3 separate regions of the Homo sapiens genome follow, and all the other regions are linked to region 3. The links are chromatin loops, found by intact Hi-C in ENCODE. Cell type or tissue: IMR-90. All regions are shown on one strand. Links, peaks and the distances in the headings refer to the core of each region. The heading gives the core; the rest is flanking DNA.

The links. A loop is a pair of places that touch in the nucleus more often than their neighbours do. Peaks named below come from ENCODE experiments on the same cell type or tissue, not always from the same donor. Only the 100,000 strongest peaks of a DNase experiment are listed, where the experiment ranks them.
Region 1: it touches region 3 in a loop (9-fold over the local background); 2 of 110 quality-filtered maps call a loop at or near these places.
Region 2: a loop joins it to region 3, with 2.8 times the contacts of the local background. A loop is called at or near these places in 2 of 110 quality-filtered maps.

The regions. Positions count from the first base shown.
Region 1 is chr6:168,154,591-168,160,501 of GRCh38, reverse strand. No RefSeq gene overlaps it. Among named protein-coding and RNA genes, the nearest start is that of FRMD1, 78 kb to the right of the region's middle. RefSeq lists enhancers at 1,857-2,855, 2,856-3,853, 3,854-4,853. In IMR-90, for the core only: no CTCF peak of the experiment used is centred there; DNase peaks (open chromatin) are centred at 2,761, 2,911 and 5,091.
Region 2 is chr6:169,068,055-169,073,965 of GRCh38, reverse strand. It overlaps LOC102724357 (a long non-coding RNA gene), which reads right to left. Exons shown (of 2, transcript NR_134619.1): 2 at 4,542-4,777. Among named protein-coding and RNA genes, the nearest start is that of LINC01615, 92 kb to the left of the region's middle. RefSeq lists an enhancer at 2,953-4,152. In IMR-90, for the core only: a CTCF peak has its summit at 3,390; DNase peaks (open chromatin) are centred at 445 and 3,205; H3K27ac peaks cover 3,510 bases.
Region 3 is chr6:169,517,126-169,523,036 of GRCh38, reverse strand. All of the region lies in intron 25 of WDR27 (WD repeat domain 27), which reads left to right. Among named protein-coding and RNA genes, the nearest start is that of LINC02519, 130 kb to the right of the region's middle. In IMR-90, for the core only: a CTCF peak has its summit at 2,706 (motif pointing right); a DNase peak (open chromatin) is centred at 2,726.

The DNA.
Region 1 (5,911 bases), core at 313-5,312, 1.4 Mb after region 3:
ATTAGCCCTTACTCCTTCTGTAAGAAAAAATGTAAAAAGTCTAAATGGTAAGAAAGATTTGACTCGATTTAATTGGCACCATTTTTTGTAATGAAATAGGAAATTGTGGTGTCCATCTCCCCATCGATGGCTCTTAGCTGCGGTCATATGTAGGACTCACTCCAATTATCAAAGTAATTGGGGCTGAGGAAGAAAAGACTCCTCCTTCAGAGCTTTCAAACTGCATTACTTTAATTGAATATTCTCCTTTAGTCCAGGAAAGGGGGCATGATAAAAATAACAAATGTATCAGAGAGGAAGAAAATTGAAGAGATTGAACAAAAGAAGGCCGAGGGGAAAAATGCATTTTCCTATAATAACAACCAAGACTAACATTAATACAGCCCTCTAAGGAAGGCACTATTACCCTCCTCATTTTATAGATAGGGAAACTGAGGCACAGAGGAAGTAAGCCATTTGCATAAAGTCCCAGGTCCGAACGAGATTGGTGTCACACACAGGCTGCCTAGAGCCAGTGCTCCCAACCCCAGGAGTTCACCCCAAATGGCCCAGAAGAAAGTGTTCTTCCCCACACCACTGGCTTTGTCCTGGAGGAGCCCCTGAGCTCACCTCAGTGGAGGTGAGCATTTGGAAACTCACCTGCTAATGGAGCTTCCAAATCAATATTCAACCAATTCAATCAATATTTGTTACAGGAGAAAGCGGAGCGAAGCTTGCAATTGTCTCTCTGTTGTGTACCAGATGCTCTCCTGACACTCCGTGCAGGCCTCACAGCCACTGTGGAGCAGATGCTGTTTGCTCTCTTTGTGTATAAACAGACTGGAGAGTTTAAATGGCCCAAATTTACAGAGGCACTGAGTGGCGGAGCTGGAATTTAAACTTAAATCCATCTTGGCAAAGCCCAGATCTTTACATCACATCAGTGGTCTTCAGCCGGGGTCTTCAAACATAGCACTCAGAGTGATGAGTGAGAAGATAATCACGTGGCCGTGCGTGGTGGCTTACACCTGTAATCTCAGCGCTTTGGGAGGCTGAGGCAGGTGGATCACCTGAGGTCAGGAGTTCAAGACCAGCCTGACCAACATGGTGAAACCCCATCTCTACTGAAAATACAAAATCAGTCAGGCATGGTGGCACATGCCTGTAGTCCCAGCTAATCGGGTGGCTGAGGCAGGAGAATGGTTTGAACCCGGGAGGCGGAGGCTGCAGTGAGCCAAGATTGCACCACTGTACTCCAGCCTGGGTGATACAGTGAGACTCCATCTCAAAAAGAAAGAAGATAATCACGTGTGTGTGCGCGGGTGTGTGTGCATGTGTGCCTGTGTGTGCGTGTGCATATGTGCTTTGTGTGTGTGCGTGTGTGTGCATTGTGTGTGCACACATGTGCGTGTGTGTGTGTGCGTGCATGTGTGTGAGAGTGCGTGTGTGTGTGTGTTCACTTCACTGGTAGTTTTTTTAAATTAGTGATTATAAAGATGAAACTTTTGATGTAAACATTTACAGTTGAAAGACATTTTAATAGACTGGCTTTTTAAAGTCAGTGTTAAATTTTTTTTTAAGTCAGTGTTTGTCAACATTGAACCCATTTTAAGCGGATTCTTACATGACTCAGCTTTGAGACTCCAGGCACCATTGCACCTGCCCCACGTGCTGAGGGCTGGCATTCAAAGACTTCTTCGAGTGTTTGTGCAGCCAGCCCCACCATGCCAGGGAGAAGACAGACACGGTGAGCATTTCCGGAGCTCCACCTCTTCGCCTTGTGGGAACACTTCATTTGGAGAATCAATAAAATCCAGCATTTTGCACCTACTTCCTTTACCAAGCCCATGCTCCGGCAATGATAGGAGAGGGTTAGCTGCTTTTGTAGAAAACTGTTTGCTTAATCAAAAACAAAAAACAACTAGATTACTAAATCACTTCGCGTCTTGCTGGGCGGCAGAATCTGTCACGGCAACGCCAATTGATTTTTTCCAGAGGGCAGATGTGTCCATTTCAGAAGCGCTGGGATTTGGTTTTGTCGCTTTCCTCTGCCCTGTGGGGGCTGTTGCTTTAGCTGCAGAAGCTGGAAGCGGGTCTAACCCATCCCTGTGGTCACGTAGCAGTCTGTGGAGTCTTGGCTCCGTGGGACCCTCTGCTTGGCGACACCTTCCTGCTTGAGGGAAGATGACCAAATTAGGAGCAGCTGCTTCCACTTCCAATATAACAATGTAGGAACATGTTCAGCCCACTGTGTTTCACGGGCTTGCAAATATCTGCCTTTGTTAAAGGAGACAGAGGGGGTCAGCCCCCTAGTGAAGTGATGTTACAGTGATGAGCTTTATGCAGTTTAACCAAATGGAAGGATGACTGGGTGAAGTATGTTGACTTAGAAATCAAACAGTTTCTCCAGGTTTACCAAGGCTCCTGAAAATGTGAGTGTTTAGCAACCATAGACATCTTTTCTCCAAAACGCCTACTTCACTGCCTTTAAAGGAGACCTCTCTTTTGAAGTCTCTGCAGCTTTTATTCTAGGTCGTCATGTAACACTGTTGGCGAGCCCTCAGGCAGGTGGGTAGGTCCTGCCTTGAATACCAGAGCTGAGCTCTGGGAGCCGGGGCAGGGGGGACCCTGGGCCCTTCTCTGGGGGAGTGGAGAGCGGCAGCCCGTGCTGTGCTGGCTATGCACTAGTCAGCACAAACCCATAAATGAGAGATTAGCCATCTGACAGCAAAGCTGAAGAATAAATCTCTGGTGTTTACAAGGACGTTTTAGAACAGTGAGTAATGCAGAAGTGTCTGCTCCTCTGAGTCAGGAAGACTGACCCGCAGGGAGCCACAGCTTACAGACACGAAAGCAAAGGACCGTTGGCAAGCACGGATCAATACTACTGCTGGGTGGGCGGCTCGTCCCCAGGTTATTTTTTTTTTTTGGCAATGCCTGGCAAGAGCTTAAAGCAGTCAGAAGAGAAGATGGCCTCATCTCTGTAAGTGCCAGAAAAAGTGCGTCAAATGAGTCAAGTTTAAAATCACACCTAAGGTATGTTTCAGGAAGTGACTGTTGTGCTTTGTAGGATGTTAGCCTCCTCTCGGTCTTCTAAACCCTTCCTCACCAGGCCACACTCCAGCTGTATGAGCTGCAGTCAGACCTCATTTTAGCCTGGGAATGAGAGGGCTGCCAGACGCTCTGATAACCTCCACCTGCCAGGGGCCACCGAAACGTGGAAATGTGGCTACTAATTCAGGATGTTTTCAGTAATTTGAGTCTGGCTTATCCTACTGTACAACATTTCCCCCTGGAACTGCCATTTTACACTGAAAAGGCTGAGGCTTAACATGGAAATGACTATGGAATTCATACCTGAAGAGAGTAGTGTATCTGAAAGTAAAGCCCAGGACTCCTGAGGGACAACATTTTCCTGGAACTCATCTCATCTGGGCGGATTCCTGGGCACTGATGCTGTTGGAGGGTGGATAAATCTCCATGACGGTGCTTCGGGATTGACAGTGATGTATGTGTTGTTAGGCCCGAGGGCTCTCTGTGCACATGGCTTAGAACATCTGGACGGTACATGCATCAAGCATCTGGGCTTCTGAGCAAGGCATACCTCCTGGTCACAAGGTGGCTGCAGCCTGCTGACCACCATGTCGGCAGCCACCCTTCCCCATCACCTTTGCCACTGCCCCGCCCTGTGCCCGTGGCCTTGCTTTTCCTCTGCCCGGGATGTCCTTTAATGCAATTGCAGGTGCTGAATGTAGACGGGAATTGCTTCCCGAAATCTCGTGACTTCACTTTGCCAAAAGGAGACAGAGGTGGAGATTATAATATCACTTCTCTAGGGAGGCTGAACCCTCTGCCTCCTCCTATAAGAAAGGCAGACATTTGCAAGCTCATGAAAGCTATTTAATTCATTTTGAGAAGTTGAATTGCTTCCTGAAGTCTCATGACTTTACTTTGCCAAAAGGCAACAGAGGTCGGCAAAAGATGAATCGTTTCTCTGTATTCAGCTGGGACAGGATGGAGGAGGAGTCCTGATTTGAAGCATTTGTCAACTTTCAGGGTGCAAATTTTTCTCTCATGACCACTTCAAGCTACCTTAACATCAGCCTCTCAAACTTCCTGAATGTTTAGCTGATAGGAGCCTGCTCCAGTGCACCTGACTTTGCACTGACCCAGGAACACAGTACTCAAAAGGCAGGATCCTCCACCTGCCAGCTGCCATGGACGGCTCCTACGAGGCAAGAACTGCAACACAGCGTGTGCACCAGGGGGATGCGAGATGCAGCAACACAGGGTGTGCACCGGGGGGATGCGAGATGCAGCAACGCAGCGTGTGCACCGGGGGATGGGAGATGCAGCAACACAGCGTGTGCACCGGGGGATGTGAGATGCAGCAACACAGCGTGTGCACCGGGGGTTGGGAGATGCAGCAACACAGCGTGTGCACCGGGGGGATGGGAGATGCAGCCTGGGTGGAGCCCGGGAACCCAGGACAGAGTCCAGAGATCGGTCTCGCCACATGAGCATTTGATAAACAAAGTCACACTCGGCTTACCGTGCGCATGGGCTGTTTGACCAACACAATCAGTGTCCTGTTTTCCTGTGAATTATCATTGAATTCTGATGACATAATTATTTTACAATCTTTTTTGTTCTAAAAATGATATTCGTCTTCAAAGAAAGCAAAATGAGATCACAAAAACATAGAAAACGCCTTCTTTATGTTGAATATCACCAAATAAAAGGCGTGCTTGGCCCTTATTTTAAACCACAAGGAGTACATGTCCAAATACTGATGGATGTTTTCACTCTGCTATATGAATTCTTCAGGAGCCGACAATGAAATTAGATCACTCCACTTCATTTGAAACATCTTTCACAGACAGCAAAGCAAACACACTGATTGTTTTTTTTTCTTAATGGAATGTATAATGTGTTTTGTTAAAATCAATTGAAAACATCTATGTTCACAACATATAACAAGACAACATGTGTTCAAAACACATGGCAAGATGTCCTTCTTCCTGCAGTGGAGCTTCTAACCAGGCTTCTTACCAGACACCTGAGTGGGAAAAGACTTTGAGGATGAGAATGAGTCACTGTGACTCTCTGGTGAACTGTGCGAGGCTGGAAGAATGTTTGGGAGTCCTGGGATCCATCTCTTGCCCAAACGCTGAGTCATTGTGAGGCTCTGGAAAAGGGGGCACACATGCCCCCCTGTCTAGTTTCTCCATCTTCTGATGGGCCATGGTCATCTCTGTTCATGCAGGTTAAGGAGCGGAAGGTGGTGCGCTACAGAAAATCCCCAAAGCTCACTGAAACTGGAGGCCCCGCCACCCATGACTGTTGTCAGGGGCCTGGACAAGGGAAGCTACTAAGGTGAGGACACAGCCCACTCTGAGCCTGATTCCCAAAAGGGCTTGGCTTCTGTAGGACTTAATCATTGGAGGGAGTAACACAGTGGCAGCGATACCCCAGACCTGTGAGAAAGAAAAGAAAATGCCTCTGTCTGTGGCTTCCCCAACTTCCCACAGAGGTTGCAGTCATGCAGATGAACAGCTCAGCATGTCAGTACCCGCTTTGAAGAAATGGGAAGAGTTCTTGCATCTGAAAATCACCCAGTCCCCCAGTTACCATTGCACTGGCCCACCATGCAAACCCTGCAGTTACCATCAAACTGGCCTGCTATGAAAAATCCCCAGTTACCATCGCACTGGCCCGACATGCAAATCCCCCAGAAACCATCCAGCTGGCCTGCCATGCAAATCCCCCAGTGACCATGCACTGGCCGGCCATGCTGTCCCATCCTTCTGCCTTGTGCATGCCCACACTCGCCTGCTGTGACTTTTTCAGCCACAGGTGCTGCCCTGTGCACACACACTCACACGCTATAACTTTCTCATTCATGGATGCTGCCTACACACTCTGCACTGTG
Region 2 (5,911 bases), core at 313-5,312, 450 kb after region 3:
TATTTTTCTCTCTTATCAAAATGCTTACTTTCAAGAAATGGATCCCAGTTTACACTAGTAATTGTCCATGTCTTTGGAATACCTGCCTGTGCTCCTGGGAGGTTGAGCTATTTCCCCATTTTACACATATGGGAACTGAGGCTTCAAGGAGTGAAATAATTTTGCTAAGATGGAACTGTAATGAAAGCACCGAGGTTTGCAGCCGTAGGGGTCTCATTACACAGAGAAGGCCGTTCTCCTGCAATGCACTGTGTGTCATGGCTAAACTCTTTCACAGCCCCGAGTGGCTCTCTGGCATGAAGCTGGTCACATAGTTTTCTGAATTTGCAATGCAGTAATTATCTAGGGTCAAGATGAAGAATTCTGTAGGAGAGGCAGCTGGGATATCTTGGTGAATTCCCAAATACTTCTATAGCCACAGGGTATTTATGAAGACCCATGGTGATGGTCAGCATTCCTAGCAGGGGTTGGGAGCATTCCACTTGACCCCAGCCCTGCTGCTCCGTCCGTTCAACTGGGCTGCTCTGGGGCTGGTGCAGCCTCTCAGGATGTGGAGTCAGGAAACCCAGGAATCCCATTCCTTGCTCCAGGCCACCCAGAACATCAGGGTGGGGCTGGTGTAGGAGCTGCAGCCTCCTGTTGTTGGTCTTATCCAGATTCCAGGCTTCTCTAGCAGACATTCTAATGTAAAGTCATATTTTGGAAAGTGATTTCATCATCTGATTCCCAAGTTTTTCTCCAGAAAATTCTGCTTTTTCATCACTTCTCAAAGGCACACTTTTAAATAAAAACCATAAAGTGTTGGTTCATATTGTTTATTCTTGTGTACAAATCTGCTGTGTCAATAAGAATAAGGTACTTTTGAAATGTAGACACACTGTGGTCCTGATGCGTTTGGTTCAATTCGGGTGAGTGCGGCTCTCGGGATGCCCCCAGTTACAGCGCCAAGTGGGTCCTTAGCTCTGGCCTCTCCCTAGCTGTGATTCCCTGGTCAAAATTCGCTCCCTAATTCTCAGGAACAACTTCAAACTCCTGCCATTCTCTTCAAACCTTGGATTTCAGGTGAAGTCCCAGCCTCAGCCGGATCTGTCAAAGGGCACTGAAGTAGAAACTGCGTCTCGGGATATGTCCTGCCTTGAGGCGAGTGCAAGGGGCTTTTGCCCGGTCACTCCCAGGCCACAGACTCATCTGGGGCTTTGGATTCCTAAGCACTCCTCCCTCCCGATGGGACACCCTGTTCCACAGCCTCTGGATACTCTCATGAGGTCTGTGGTGTGGACCCCAAGCAGCAAACCCACAGACGCACGCTGTGCATGGAATCTAAGAGGATCTGGGCAGGACCCTGGGTGGTCCGGGGCTCCGGGGAGCAGAGGCCACACTGACATTAACTGGGTGAGGATTTTACAAGGAGGAATGCCTGTGCAAGGGAAACAATGTGGGAGAGTGGCCAGGCTGGGACTCGAGTTCTACCCCAGAGGAGGACAGAGAGAAAGGAGGCTGGGAGGATGCATCTTGGACCTCTTTGTAGACTGAGAGACTGCCACTGCTGCTGCAGAGCCCCAAGGCCAAAGCCAGCGGTCAGAGAAGCCCAGCGCCTCCCCAAGGACGGGCTCCGCTAAGCCTTCCTATCCACGTGAATGTTGCTGAGGAACAGCTCCCAGGCAGTGCAGCCTTCACACTAAGGCAGCAGTGGATTGCAGATGGTTGCAGCTGGCGTCCTGTGAAGACATATTCATTGCCGCGACATCAGACATCATAAACGTGCATATGAGCACCAAGGAAGCACACGGTGTTGTATTCATCCATTTTCACACTGCTGTAAGGAACTGCCTGAAACTGGGTCATTTATAGAGGAAAGAGGTTTAATTGACTCACAGTTCAGCATGGCTGGGGAGGCCTCAGGAAACTTACAATCATGGAGGAAGGTGAAGGAGAAGCAAATACCTTCGTCACAAGGCAGCAGGAGAGAGAGAGAACCAAGAACCAAGTGAGGAGCGCCACCTTTAAACCATCAGCTCTCATGAGACTTCCTCACTATCACAACAGCCTGGGGGAAACCGCACCCACGATCCAATCACCTCCTACCAGGTCCCACCCTCGATACATGGGGATCACAATTTGAGATGAGATTTGGGTGGGGACACAGAGCCAAGCCATATCAAGTATGTTCACAGAAGTCTTATTCATTATGACCTCAAACTGAGAACACATCAAATGTCTATCAGCAGTAGCATGTATCAATAAGTAACGGTGTCTCTTTTTACAATGAGTTACTTTACAGGAATGGCATCTTCTCTACTGCATAGGACATGGATGAATGCCACAAACATCATGCAGACTAGAAGGGGTCAGACGCAAAAGACCATGTGTCACGTGACACCACGTGTGCTCAGCTTTGAAACAGACAGAGCCGCTTTGCAGCGTTGGCCCTCAGATTAGGGGTCACCTTCTGGAAGGAAGGGAGGGAGGGTGAGGAGGGCAACAGAAGTCCTTCTGAGGTGTCAATAGTACTCTATTTGCGATTATTGTCAACATAGTTTTAATCTGTAAGCAACTTGCTTAAATGTTGACAGTTATTTTGTGTGCATGTGTGTATGTTAACTATAAACCCAGCTCCCTGGTTTATAACATTTGATATGAATGGTTCCTTAATGCAGAATCAAAAACACAGGTAGGTGCACAGTCCTTGTGCATGAAAATAATTGCTACAACCATGTATTAATACGTGGGGCACAAAAAATCATGGAACCTATCTTTTTTTTTGGTTAACAGTATAAAGAATGTTATCACTCACAGTGCTATTGACTCAGTCCAGGCACTGAACTGGACACCAGGCGCTCTGAGAACAAATTGCTTGGATATTCCTAGGCTTGTTTATTTTGACATCAGTTAAAAGTAATATTGTGAAGAAGGATGGAAATAGATGTTGAAATGCTATCTGGCAGGGCAATGATTCCAATGCTTAGCACGAGGTCTGTGGTCGGTCCAGCTTGAATTCCTTTTCTCAAGATAGGTCACCTCGGATTCTCTAAGAAATGTGCACAATGCTTAAATAAAATGCCATTTTTGTCAAACTGTGTAGACACACAAAACTCAAACAGAAAATTGGCACCACAGTCCCACTTTCTGTCGTAAAACCATCTTCTCCCTCAGGCTGATTCATTCGGTCATAACCCAGCAGCCCATGAGTCTCTAAGCACCTACTGTTGGTGGAGCCTGAAGCTGTATCATGCGCCTCGAGGGGCTGACTCACAGCCCAGGGCTCAGCCGTTCACAGCGACCTCAGCGTGACTCACGCTCAGGACCCAGGTCCTGTCCAAAGTTATTAAAGCTGCACTCAGGCCCTCTGTGCCTCTGACTATCGCGTTCCTTCACAATTATTAGCAGAGAACCCCTCCTGGTGAGAGCAGGCTGAAATATCTGAAATTCATTTTCTTTTAAGGGACTCCAGTTTGGCACATAAATTTCCCCTCTTTGCTCTCCCCAGAAAACACACTGTGAATCTGGCATTTCTTTTTCATCATGCTAAGAACACATGGGAACGTCATAGTTTTAATTTACTGTATTGCATGTATTTAAGGTGTGTGACACGCTGTTTGGATCCAGTGATCTGGTCATGCACACTCATAGGGAAGCAAGGACTACAGTCAAGCCAATTAATGCGGACATCATTTCACACAGTTGCTGTGTGTGTGCGGGCATGGTAAGTGTATCAGTCAGGGTTCTCTAGAGGTACAGAGCTAATGCAATAGATGTATATGTAAAAGAGGAGTTTATTAAGTATTAACTCACCCAATCACAGGGTCCCACAATAGGCGGTCTGCAGGCTGAGGAGCAAGGAGAGCCAGGCCAAGTTCCAAAAATGAAGAATTTGGATTCTGATGTTCAAGGGCAAGAAGCATCCAGCACAGGAGAAAGATGTAGGCTGGGAGGCTAGGCCAGCCTCTCGTTTCAAGTTTTTCTGCCTGCTTTATATTCACTGGCAGCTGATTAGATGGTGCCCACTCAGATTAAGGGTGGGTCTGCCTTTCCCAGACAACTGACTCAAATGTGGATCTCCCTTGGCAACACCCTCACAGACAAACCCAGGATCAATACTTTGTATCCTTCAATCCAATCAAGTTGACACTCAGTATTAACCATCACAGTAAGGTAACCTAAAATTTACTCTCTTGGCAAATTACCAGTGTAAGGAGCAGGAATGAACACCTGGGAAATGGGAGGTTGTAGGTCAAACAGTACAGTTTCAGCTTTGTAGGATAAGTCTAGAGATCTAATGTAGAGCAGAGAAAACACATATGTGTTAAGGGTTTCAAGGAGAACGCTAGGAGCTCCCAGAAAGCCAGAGGTTTGTCTCTTTGGCCACCCACTCATGCAAGACGCATCCCCTGCTCTTGTTGTCAAGGTGACGCTGACGCAGATGGACATTGGAGTAATGAGGTCAGAAGCATAGCCTCAAACTAAAGAATGCAATCAACCAGCCAAAAGGCAAGAATTACCTTAAAATAACATAACAATCACAATAAGAAGCATGGCCGTTCTAAGGATATTCCTCGGAGCAAGCATGTTTAATGGAGCTTCATTCTAAACATTGCCCGAAATGAGAACACGAGTTCTCACCAATAGTGAACAGTAAGTCATGTGTGTGTAATTCTTGCCTATAATGCCAGCAGTCAAATCTGAAGCTTCCTGAATACTTCCTTTGGTTTCCTTGCTCCAGGTTCCTCCGGGTTAGTGGAAGCCAAAATGGGTGGCCTCATCCTGGAGATGTATTCACCTACACAAGCGAACACAAATAGTATTTCACTTCCTATCAGTTTCTGCACGGTCCTCTGAGAACTACCAGACAATGGGCAGTAGCTCAGTGGATACACAATCCACTCAGGACTTCCAGATCACTTAAAAACTGGGGCCCGGTAACAAGGAAGTCTGAATTAGCCCTATTTTCCAGTGTTAACACACCACCCTCACGCAAATGCTAGGTGCACATCAAAAAGATACCCTTGATTTTTAAAAATGACTTATCCGTGTAAGTGATAAAAATGAGAAGTCAATGGACTATGGTGTAACTATTTTTAAACCCTTTGCCTGTCTCATGTGCAAAAGCCAATTCAGATAAAAAAGTATGGAATTTAGTCAAAAATAATGTCTGGCGGCCATGGATGGCAGAAGCCGTTTTAGAGGCTGGGACCCTGGACGCCTGAACATGGAGGCTTTGACGTCTCCCCGTACCACCAGCCTCTGCCAAGAGTTGTCTTTGGAGGACAACCTCACTCAAGATAATCTTTCCTTTCTCTTCTGAATCTGGTTTTGTACTTTTTTGGTTTTCCCTCTCAGCTTCCCTCAAAGAACATGGTGATTTTTCTAGATTTATCTAGGGAAGAAAAACAGCAGATTTAAATAGCCATTGTAGCAGCAATGCCATTTTGGCTGCGTTTATGACAAGCAAGTGATCCGTGGTGCTGTTTACTTGGTCTGACATTTTGGTTCTTTGGTGAAAGTGTCTTATAAAATGGGGGTTGGAACTGCCTGAGTCAGTGGACAAAGGAAATCAGATTTATAGGGAGGTGAAAATGAGCCTTCTGAAGTTAGCCTCGTGAGTAGGTTTTGCGTAGATACCTACAGATTATGCTGAAACAATACAAACTTTTTTTTTTTTTACTTACCAAGGTAGAAGACAGGTCTTAAGTATTTTGCAAAATCAATTCAGAATATCATTGTAGGATAAAAATATAAGTAATTATGTTAATTTTGTGTAGGAAATGAGCTTTTAATGAAAGAACAGAAATCTCATATGTGAACCAAATTGAGCAAAGGAATCTGTTTCTGTATTTCTATATTCTAATGTATGTTTTTATATTTCTATATTCTAATGTATGTTTTAACATACTCCATTGAAAGATTTCAGAGC
Region 3 (5,911 bases), core at 357-5,356:
GTCAGTAAAACCAACTTTTCATTTTGTTGATTTTCTTTATTGCTTTTTAAATCTCATTCATTTATTTTTCCTCTGATCTTTATTATTTTCCTTCTACTAATTTTGGGTTTGGTTTATTCTTTCTTTCCTCTTTCTTTGAGGAACATTGTTAGGTGGTTTATTTGAAGCCTTTCTACTTTTTTGAATTATGAAGAAAGTTTATTCCTATAAACTTCCCTCTTAGTACTATTTTTGCTATATCCATAGATTTTGGTATATTACATTTTATTTTTTTAAGATATTTTTAAATTTTCTTCTTAATTTATTCATTGATCCATTGGTCATTTAGAGGCATGTTGTTTGATTTTCATGTGTTTGTGTATTTTCCAAGGTTTCTCTTGTTATTGATATCTAGTTTTATTTCATTGTGGTCAAAAAAGATACTTGATATGATTTCTAATTTTTGAATTTGTTGATACTTGTTTTGTGTTCTATGATATGATCTGTTCTGTAGAATGTTCCATGTGCTGATGAAAGGAGTATGTATTCTGCAGCAACTGCGTGAAATGTTCTGTAAATGACATTTAGGCCTATTTGGTCAAGGGTGTAGCTTAACTCCAATATTTGTTGATTTTCTGTATGGATGATCTGTTCATTACTGAAAATGGGGTATTGAAGTTCCCTGTTATTATTACATTACAATCTATCTCTCCCTTTAGATTTATTAATGTTTATATACTTGGGAGCTATGGTGTTGGGTGCGTAGATATTTATGATTTTATATCTTCTTGCTGAATTGACCCCTTTATCATTATATAGTGTTTTTGTCTCTTTTTACAGTCTTTGATTTGTAGTCTATTATCTGATATAAGTATAGCTACTCTTGACCTTTTTTGGTTGCTAGTTATATGGAATATCTTTTTCCACCCCTTCACTTTCAGTCTGTGTGTCTTTATAGAGGAAGTGAATTTCCTGTGGGCAGCATATAGTTGGGTCATGTTTCTTTATTCATTCAGCCACTCTATGCCTTTTAATTGGAGAATTTAGTCCATTTACATTCAGTGTTATTGTTGATAAGTGAAGACTTACAATGGCCATTTTTTGCTTGTTTTCTGGTTGTTTTGTAACCCCTCTCTTTGCTTGTTTTCTGGTTGTTTTGTAACCCCTCTCTTCTTTTTTTCTTTCTGTCTTCCTTTGTGTTTAAGTGATTTCCTCTGGTAGTATGTTTTAATTTGTTGCTTTTAATTTTTTGTCACTCTTTTATAGGTTTTTGCATTGTGGTTACTATGAGGCTTACAAAACACATAGATATAATAAGTTATTTTAAATAAATGACAACTTAGATCACAAAGAAAAAATAGAAACAAAGAAAAAAATACTCTACATTTTAAGCTCCATCTATTTTGACTTTTAGTAGTCTCAATTTACATATTTTTTACGTTACCTGTTTCTTAAAAGGCCGCTGTAGCTATTATTGTTTTTGAAATATTTGTCTTTTGGGCTTCATACTATTGTTATGAGTGGACTGAACACCACAATTATAGTAGTAGAGCATTTTGGGTTTGTCTAATGCACTAAATTGTATCAGTGGGTTTAATACCTTGAAATGCTTTCTTCTTGCATGTTAAGTGTTTTTTATTTTTTTCTTTAGATTGAAGACCTTTCTTTAGCATTTCTTATAGACAGGTCTCCTGGTGGTGAATTATCTCAGCTTTTGTTTATCTGGGAAAGACCTTGTCTCTTCTTCATATTCGAAAGATAGCTTTATGGAGACAATATTCTTGGATATAAGTTATTTTTTTTTTCTTTCAGCACTTTGAAAATGTCATCCTACTCACTCCTGGCATGTACAGTTTCCACTGAGAAGTCTGTTGCCAGATGAATCGGATCTCCTTTACATTTTATTTACTTTTCTCTTGCTGCTTTTAGGATTATCTCTCTTTCCTTGAGGTTTAAGAGTTTGATTATTATGTGCCTTTTGGTAGCTTTATTTGAGTGAAATCGGTTTGATGTTCTCTGACCTTCCCTTACCTGGATATTTATCTCTTTCTCAAAGTTTGGCAAGTTTTCTGTTAATATGTCTTTGAATAAGCTTTCTACCTCCTTGTTCTTGTTCAACTTGTTCAACTTGAACACTAATAATTCTTAGATTTTATCTTTTGAGGTAGTTTTCCATGTCTTATAGGCATTCTTCATTGCTTTTCATTTTTTTCCTTTTTTTCTCTTTCTGTATTTCAGGTAACCTGTCTTTGAACTCACTGATTCTTTCCTCTGCTTGATCCATTCTACTGTTGAGAGCCTCTCATGATTTTTTTCAGTTCAGCAAATGTATTTCTCAGTTCCAAGATTTTCTCTTTAATCGCTTTGTTAATTTTTTCTGATAAATTTCTGAATTGCTTTTCTGTGTTACCTTGAAGATCACCAAGTTTCCTTAAAACTGCTACTTTGCATTCTTGGTGAGAGAGTTCACATTATCATCATCTTGTGAGAGTCAGTCACTGGTTCCCAGCTTTGTATGTTTGAGGTAGTCATGGTTCCCTGTTTGCTGTTGTTTCGTGTGCATGTACATCTGTGTCTTTGTATTGAAGTATTATTTATTCCAGTATTCTCTATCTGGTTTGTTTTGATTTTTTATCAGATATGTTTACTAAAAAATTCTTTGTAATTTACTTTTCAATTTTCTTTTTGTTAAAAACAATCTGCTATGTTGCTGCCTCCTTTTTGGCACTAGATGGTGCCTTAAGCTCAGGTTTGCCTCAGTTCTAGTAAATAATCAGAGTACCACTTATCCTGAACAGGAGAAATGCCAAAGGGATATTCCAGCAGTGTGGGAAGCTGGCTATGGGTTCATGCCCTGGGGAGTAATGGAATAAACCTCCTACAGTGTGGTGATGCTGAGCAGCCACTCCGATTTGGTATCTCTTTTTGTCAAGCTACAGAGAAAAATTTCTAGGGTGGGATGGTAGTCCCACTTCCCCCTTTTGTCTCTGGCTCTTCATAGGGATATTTTTCTTTTCGGGCACTCCTGATGCTTCCCAGGGGTTTAGGGAGGGAGAGGTCTCCTGTCAAGTAGTTCAAGATGGTGGGGAAGCTGGTCGTCCACCTCAATCTCACTTTTTTGTGTGTGTAGAAACCATGAGTTGGGGGGAGATTTTCCATGTACTTCATGTCAAGAAGATGGGGGAAAACCATCACAGATGAGGAAGTCCAGTTCTCTCACTGTTGTCTCAGAGTTTTTTCACTTCTCTGTGGCCCCAAGAACTATCTCATCTTCATATTTGAGTTCTGAGATGTTGATGGGGATAATATTGGTGTGTATATTTATTTTTGTTTTTGTTGGTTGGGGGGTGATATAGTTTGGATATTCCCACCACCCAAATCTCATGTTGAAATGTAATCCCCCACATTGGAGGGAGGGCCTGGTGGGAGGTGTGTGGGTCATGAGGGCAGATCTCTCATGGCTTGGTGCTCTCCTTACAATAGTGGGTGAGTTCTTATGAGATCTGGTTGTTTAAGTATATGGCACCTTCCCACCCCCCATTCTCTCTTGTACCTGTTCTGCCACATAATGTGCCAGCTCCTGCTTTGCCTTCTGCCATGAATTAAAGCTCCCTGAGTCCTCCTCAGGAGCCAAGAAAATGATAGTGCCATGCTTCCTGTATATCCTGCAGAATTGTGAGCCAATTAAACCTCTTTTCTTAATAAATTGCCAAGTCTCATGTATTTCTTTTTAGCAATACAAGAATGAACTAACACAGAAAATTGGTACTGAAGAGTGGGATATTGCTGTGAAGATATCTGAAAATGTGGAAGGGACTTTGGAACTGGGTAACAGGCAGAGCTTGGAAGAGTTTGGAGAGCTCAGAAGAAAACAGAAAGATAAGGGAAAATCTGGAACTTCTTAGAGACTGGTTAAATGGTTATGACCAAAATGTTGATAGTGCTATGGACAGTGAAGGCTGATGAAGTCTCAGATGGAAATGAGGAACTTATGGAGAACTGGAGCAAAGGTCACCCTTGTTATGCCCTAGCAAAGAAGTTGGCTGCATTCTGTTTGTGCCCTAGGGACTTGTGGAAATTTGAACTTCAGAGTGACAACCTAGGGTATCTGGTAAAGGAAATTTCTAAGCAACAAAGTGTTCAAGATGTGGCCTGGCTGCTTCTAACAGGCTTTGGTCAGATGCGGGAGCAGAGAAATGACTTAAAGTTGGAATTTGTATTGGAACAAGAAACAGAGCATATAAGTTTGGAAAATTTGCAGCCTGGCCATGTGGCAGAGAAAGAAAAAGCATTTTCAGGGGAGGAATTCAAGCAGGTTGCTGAGCAACCACTTCCTAGAGAAACTTGCATAACTAAAAGACAGCCAAGACAATGGGAAAAAGGCCTCAAAGGCATTTCAGAGATCTAAGAGGCAGCCCCTCCTGTCATAGCCCCAGAAGCCTAGGAGAGAAGAATGATTCCATGGGCTAGGCCCAGAGCCCCACTGCCCTGTGCAGTCTTGGAACAGTGCTGCCTGCATCTAGGCCATTCTAGCTCCAGCCACAGCTCAAAGGACCCCAGGTACAGTTTGTGCTGTCACTTAAGAGGGCACAAGCCATAAGCCTTGGTGGCTTCCATGTGGCATTAAGCCTGTAGGAATGCAGAGTGCAAGAGTGAAGGAGGCTTGGCCTAGATTTCAGAAGATATATGAAAAAGGCTGGATGCCAGGCAGAAGCCTGCTGCAGGGGCAGAGTCCCCATGTAGAACCTCTACTAGGGCAGTTCAGAGGGGAAATTCAGGGTTGCTAGACCCACACAGAGTCCCCAAGAGGGCTCTGCTTAGTGGAGCTGTGGGAATGGGGTGCTGCCCTCTAGACCCCAGAATGGTAGATCACTGGCAGCTTGCACCCTGTGCCTAGAAAAGCTGCAGGTACTCAGTTCTAACCTGTGAGAGCAGCCATTGGGTCTGAAGCCTGCAAACCCATAGGGGCAGAACTTCCCAAGGCCTTGGTCACCCACTTCTTGCAGTAGTGTTCCCAGCATGTGGGACATAAAGGAAAAGATGATTATTTTGGAACTTTAAGATTTAATGACTGCCTTGCTGGGTTTCAAAGTTGCAACAAACTTCAAGTAGGATAAACTCTGTTATCTGTACCTAGACACATCATAAGCAATGTGCCAAAAGACAGAGAGACAATTTTTGAAAGCAGCAAGACATAAGTGGTTTATCACATGCAAGCAATCTTGAACAAGATTATCAGTTGATTTCTCATTAGAAACCATGGTGTCTAAAAGGCAATGAGGTCCAATACTGAAAAATAAAAAGTTCAACCAATCATTCTATATCCAGCAAAATGATCCTTCAAAAATGTAGAAGAAATTAAGGCATTCCAATATAAACAAAAATTAAGAGGGTCCATTGTTGCCAGAACTTCCCTATAACCAATGCCATAGGGAGTCTTTTGAGTTGAATAGAAAATAACTCAAACCCACATGAAGAAAGGTAACTAAATAGGTAAATATAAAAGATAGCATAAATGTATTTTTGTTGTAACTTCTTTTAGTTTTTTAATCTTTTATTATACAGGTGCAAAAAGCAATAACTATAAACAATAGTTATAGACTCTCAGTTCCAAAATGATGATGTGGAAGCAGGCTGGCTTCACTCTGTTCCCCCAGTGGTAGGCTGTTCTTGTGTTGCTATAAAGAAATACCTGAGGCTGGGTAATTTATAAAGAAAAGAGGTTTAATTGGCTCATGGTTCCGCAGGCTTTACAGGAAGCATGGTGCTGGTATCTGCTCAGCTTCTGGGGAGGCCTCAGGGAGCTTTAACTCAGGGATGAAGGTGAAGTAGGAGCAGATGTGTCACATGGCAGAGTTGGAGCAAGAGAAAGAGAGTTGGTGGTGGGGAAGTGCCACACACTTAACCAGATCTCAAGAGCACTCACTCACCA